Regions from separate parts of the Mus musculus genome. Here region 2 is linked to region 1. The links are chromatin loops, found by intact Hi-C in ENCODE. Cell type or tissue: heart. All regions are shown on one strand. Each heading gives the region's core, and the rest is flanking DNA. Links, peaks and the distances in the headings are about the cores only. Region 1 overlaps Gm32816 (a long non-coding RNA gene). Region 2 has its middle 26 kb from the start of Bag3.

Evidence for each region. Hi-C counts contacts between places; a loop is a spot of excess contacts. Peaks named below come from ENCODE experiments on the same cell type or tissue, not always from the same donor. Only the 100,000 strongest peaks of a DNase experiment are listed, where the experiment ranks them.
Region 2: it touches region 1 in a loop (3.0-fold over the local background); 12 of 42 quality-filtered maps call a loop at or near these places.

The regions. Positions count from the first base shown.
Region 1 is chr7:128,473,114-128,476,024 of GRCm38, forward strand. It overlaps Gm32816 (a long non-coding RNA gene), which reads left to right. Exons shown (of 4, transcript XR_378509.4): 2 at 1,198-1,314; 3 at 1,442-1,514; 4 at 2,338-2,462. Among named protein-coding and RNA genes, the nearest start is that of Gm32816, 13 kb to the left of the region's middle. In heart, for the core only: CTCF peaks have their summits at 1,299 (motif pointing right) and 1,515; a DNase peak (open chromatin) is centred at 1,308; H3K4me3 peaks cover 306 bases.
Region 2 is chr7:128,547,920-128,550,830 of GRCm38, forward strand. No RefSeq gene overlaps it. Among named protein-coding and RNA genes, the nearest start is that of Bag3, 26 kb to the left of the region's middle. In heart, for the core only: no CTCF peak of the experiment used is centred there; a DNase peak (open chromatin) is centred at 1,410; H3K27ac peaks cover 337 bases.

The DNA of each region.
Region 1 (2,911 bases), core at 111-2,610:
GCCTCGAACTCAGAAATCTGCCTGCCTCTACCTCTGCCTCCCAAGTGCTGGGATTAAAGGCGTGTGCCACCATGCCCGGCTACGTACTACTCTTGTTTGTTTGTTTGTTTGTTTGTTTGTTTGTTTGTTGGAGTTTTTTTCAAGATAGGCTTAACTCTAACAGCCCTTGTTGTCCTGAAACTCAATTTGTAGATCAGGCTGGCCTAGAACTTATCTGCCTGCCTCTGCATTCCAAAGTACTGGGCATATTAGGTGCACATAGCACTCTTACAAAGGACCCATTCTTGGTTTCTAGCACCCATGTCTGGTGGGTAACTCCAGCTCCAGGGTAGCCAGTGTCCCTAGACCCTGTCTCAAGTGCATATACCTCACCACACATACACACACACACACAAATACACAAAATTAAAAATAATAATTATTAAAATAGGCCAGGTGTTATTGAGCACATCCTTAATTCCGGAACTTGAGAGTCAAAAGGCAGGGGAATCTATAAATTCAAGGTCAGACTGGTCTACACCATGAGTTCCAAGCCAACAAGAGCCATGCATACAGTGAAGCTCTGTCAAAAAGAAGAAAGAAGGAGGAGGAGGAAGAGAAGGAGGAATAAGAGGAAGGGGAAGAGGGGAAGGGGGAGGAGAAGGGGAAGAAGAAAGGAAAGAGAAGAAGAAAAGAAAGAAAAGAAGAAAGAAGTAGAGGAAGGAGGCGGCGAAGGAGAAAGAGAAGAAGGAGAAGAAGGAGGAAGAGAAGGAGGAGGAGAAGGAAGAGGAGGAGCAGGAGAAGGAGGAGGAGAAGGAGGAGAGGAAGAAGAAGGGAAGGAAAGAAGGAAGGAAGGAAAAGAAAAAAAGGAAAGAAAAGAAAAACAAAAGAGATTGTGGGATGGTTGTTATGCAGCAGCTGATGACAGTAACAATTCTGATGTCACTCCCCTCAACTAAGAAGGTGGAAGATACTTCATTCAATTATCCTCTGTAGTCTCCAAAGGCCCATGTGACTTTCCTATTTTTCCAACATATCTTTAAAACTTCCCCCCATAGGTTCTCTGTTAGCATGTAATTTCTGTCTCCTCACTATAAAGATGAGAAAACGGGGAGCTTAAGAAGTATACCAAAGGTCACAACTTCCTACGAGCTTCAGCTAACTCATGAGTCTTTACCACTTCAACACTAGTAATCAACTATTCATTATTCTACCTAGTTATGATGGCGATTGCGGTTGATGTCACTGGAAGAATGACCACTATCCGGAAGGTTCCCACTCATGGCCCAGCAGGGGGAGCTCTCTTTCTAAGGAGCCACTCTGCACTACCCGGGGGTAAGCCAAGGCCATGTCCTGGTGGACAGGCGGGTCATCCTGGGAGATGGAAGTATCCTTGGGAGGAAGGGAAAAGAAGAAAGCATTGACTAAGCTCCAAATTAACGGTGTTAATTTTTAATACAAGAGCCTGGCTTTGCCTTAAAGAATCCAAGGTCCTTCGCCGGATAACTCTGTACGGCATCCGATCCCTTGCCAAGGTAAGCGGCAGTTCTCTGCAGTGGCCCATAGAGGCTCCCAAGTAAAGGAGATCTGAAATATCAGCATGGCTGCCTTCCTTAGTTCTCCATCCCCTGGCAGGAATACTGGAGAGCAAGTCTGTCCCTTCCCTGGACCACCTTGTCTCCCTAAGTCCTTCGTCCTGGCCCTGTACTTGGCTCTAAGGAGCTGCCTCATTCTTGTCCTTTGGCAATATTCTCCCTGATGTGATGGGTGAGGGAAAAGGGACCTTCCTCCCCAACTGAAGCAAAAATCAGAGACTCAAGTCAACATGGGAGATAAACAGTAGTTCTTGTTACCCTACCAGGTTTCATAGTCTGCCAGTGTAACCCACTTTCTCTGCATCAGGGTTTGGAAAAAAACAATGAACAATCCTTTGACCATCTTTTGTCTTCTCTGGCCACCTTTATATTGATGCTTATTTTAGATCAAGGTCTAGGGAATGCTAATAGGCCAAAGGAAGTGTATGGCCATTTCTGATATGCCTAGCAAAATTCCACTAAAAGGGAACATGAATTCAAGACCAGTCTGGGAATATATATGGTGGTTTCAGAGCCAGCCTGGACTATAGAGTGAGAATCTGTCTCAAAAGAAACACAGATGTCATTGTAACTCCTGTTAAAGACTGTGGTGATTTGAACGAGAATGGCCCCTGTAGTTTAAATATTTGCATTCCATTAGTGGCTGTATGGGAAGGCTTAGGAAGTATGGCCATGCTAGAGGAAGTATGTCAATGGGGTAGACTTTGAAGTTTCAAAAGGCTTGTGCCATTTCAAGTCAGCTCTCTCTACTTCCTGTTTGTAGGTTGAAATGTAAGCTCTCGACTGTTGCTCCAGCACCATGCTGCCTGCTGCCATGCTCCCCACCATGACGCGATGGACTCTTATCTCTTTGGAACCTAAGCCCAAATAAATCCTTCCTTCTATAAACTGCCTTGGTCTTGGTGCTATTCCCAGCAATAAAAAAAAAGCCACAAAGACAAAGCTGGGTGTGGTAACAAAGGCCAGCACACCAATCCGTGGCAGGCTGAGGCAGGAGGATCATGAGTTCAGGCTCCATCTCAGTTAGTACATCGTTTGCCTAGTGTGGTTTGAATGGGAATGAGCTCCGGAGGCATGTATGTTCGAATACTTGGTCTCCAGGAAACAAAACTATTTGGGAAGGGACTTGAGGTCTCAGAGGAGGAGATGTGTCCTGGGCTTTGAGGAATCAAAAGCTTCCCAACACCCCCAGTTCTCTCTCTCTCTCTCTCTCTCTCTCTCTCTCTCTCTCTCTCCCTCTCTCCCTCCCTCCCTCTCCCTCCTTCCCTTCCTCCATCTCTCGTGCTGTTGAAGATGTGAGACCTCATCTGCTGCTACACCATGCTTTTCCCTCACCA
Region 2 (2,911 bases), core at 320-2,819, 75 kb after region 1:
CAATGTAATAGGTGGGCAGGGAAGGGCACGCCTTCCAGCACTCAGGAGTCAGAAGCAAGTGGAGCTTTGTGAGTTTTGGACCAACCTGATCTACCATAACAAGTTCCGGGACCGCTAAGGTTAGAGAGACCCTGTCTCAAAATACATTTGACTGTCCAAGAGACTCACAAAACATAACCTATTGCTATTGCCCTTTGTTGCCCCCAGAGGTGGAAGGTAGGTCCCTATTGCTAAATGCACCATGTATTTCAGACATGACCCCTAGGCTGGAGCTGACCGGAATGCCCCCTCCCAGAGGACTGGCTCTCATGGAAACAGAAGGCAAGCATCCAAAGGAGGGAGACAACCAACAGTCCTACCCAGCTGTGATGTTTATGAATCAACAATTAGCGTGGCACAACAACCCTAAGGGTGAGATAGTGGTACACATATCTAGATGGTAACCAACAGCTCTCTAGTTGAATTTAAGATCTACCTGTTCAACAAGAGAGAAGCCATTCCCAGCAATCTAGCCAACTACTCAATGCTAGCGAAGTTGTGGTTACTAGGGAATCTACAACAATTGTTTCATTAAACCAACATAAGCACTGACTGCATTCTAAATATTTGTCCTTTTACCCACAGACAAGTGTAGTCTTTGCCCTTTAGCAAGGGAACTTTGCAACTGAAGGAGACAGCTACAGAAGACCTCAACTCATCATAAGGCACAGTTAATGGAGCCCAGTCCCAGTGGCTACATCTACAAAACACTCCCACGCCTAAGGCTCAGGGTACATTGCAGAAGAGGGACAGGAAGATTGGGAGCTAGAGGGTCAGGAAGTTTTATGTGACATTGTGTCTCCTAGTAATGTCAGAAGCTATATCTGTAAATTCTCACCAACATGACTGCCTAGACATGAGCTGAACGCAGACAACACTAATAAACATGGCAAAGTGGCTAGGGAGAAGCCCACAAGGCTTAGAACCTACAACTAAGGAGTGCTGAGCAGGGGAGGGGAGAGCACACCAATTGGTTATCCATTAATATACAGACTAGTCAGGTTATATATAACAATGCGTATGTATATGCATATACATGTGTGCATGCAATAACAATGAAAAACAGGTTGTAAATTTGAAAGAGCTTGGAAAAGACCATAGACACCCTCTCCCTCCCTCCCTATGTGGAGTTGTGCTTCACGCACGCGCGCGCGCACACACACACCCTGCCCCGCCCCGCCAAATGAGGATGAAAAGGAAGAGGGGGACCTGAGACATCAGAACATGCAAGTGTGCTGACTGAAGAGCCCCAAGCTGAATTCCTCACAACCATCCTGAGGTTAATATTGGTGCCTGACGATGTCACACAAAAATACCCACTGCCATACTTGCCACTCTTAGCCTGCTGAAAAAGGCTGAAGTCATCCTGATGGGATTCTGCCAACATAATTCCTGAGTGAACTCACCCAGGGAGGACGAGCCAGCATGCTAGGGACTCTAGAAACTCAAATGTAAACAGAGAAAGAAGCCTGCTGAACGTCATCTCCCACCCAACTCCCAGGCCTGGAGATCAAAGCAGGGGCCTCATACGTTGCTCCTTCCACTGAGTGAGAGTCCTAGTTTGACCATGTTGTGAATGAACTAAAGACAGAGGAGGTCATTTCTGCTTTATTCACCTAGGCATTCAGGTCCCTCAAGTTTTAACTGATTTGGATTATTTTATTTTATTTTATTTTACTTTACCATGAATCATGGTGAGCTGATCTCTAACCCAGTTGCCACCTTTGGCCGATCCAAACCAAATACAATGTTCACATCAAGACAAGGGGTTTCTAGCCCTGGATCTTGCAGGAGACCAAGCATTCTGCCGGCTGCAAGGAAACAGAGCTGTCTTGGCCCTGTAGGAGTTAGGGGCATTAGCACTGCTGAGTATCTGGTATCAAGGGGACCTTGGCTAAGTTAACCTAAACCCCAGTGCCAGTTAGAGAGCATTGCAGTTAAGAGAACAAACTTGAATCACTCTGCCTTAGTCAGGGTTTCTATTCCTGCACAAAACATCACGACCAAGAAGCAAGTTGGGGAGGAAAGGGTTTATTTAGCTTATACTTCCACACGGCTGTTCATCACCAAAGGAAATCAGGACTGGAACTCAAGCAGGCCAGGAAGCAGGAGCTGATGCTGAGGCCATGGGGGGGATGTTACTTAATGGCTTGCTTCCCCTGGCTTGCTCAGCCTGCTCTCTTATAGAACTCAAGACTACCAGCCCAGGGATGGCACCACCCACAATGGGCCCTCCCCCCTTCATCACCAACTGAGAAAATGCCCCACAGCTGGAGCTCATGGAGGCACTTCCCCAACTGAAGCTCCTTTCTCTGTGATAACTCCAGCCTGTGTCAAGCTGACACACAAAACCAGCCAGTACACACTCCAAGCTAGAAATCACAGCTTTGGAGTCTGTGCAAAGCTTTGAGACAGTGACCAGTTACAGGGAGTCTTTCCCTCCCCAGGCTCCTCATTTACAAAATAGGGAAATGGTTAAATGAATCCAGACATGCAAAGAATGGCAAGTGGTGCCTGGCTGATGATAAGGTTAATTGTGGTTAACATTCTTATTCAATACATGGAACACATGCCAGCAAGACAGCAAGGAGCAGGCAGGATTTGTACAGATCCAGGTCATCACATCTCACAATTTGGTGCCAAGTGGGTTTGGTGGTGGATTAGTTTTCTCACTGCTGTGAAGGAAGGAATACCTGACATAAGCCACTTAAGGAAGGAAGGAAGGAAGGACCTATTAGCTAACACATTCAGCATACAGTCTTTCTTGGTGTAAAGGCATTGGTGGCAGGCTCTTGAGGTGGCTGATCAGGAAACAGAAAAAAAGAAAAGAAAAAGAAAAAAGAATGATAATGTTCAGCTCGATTCAGGGAGT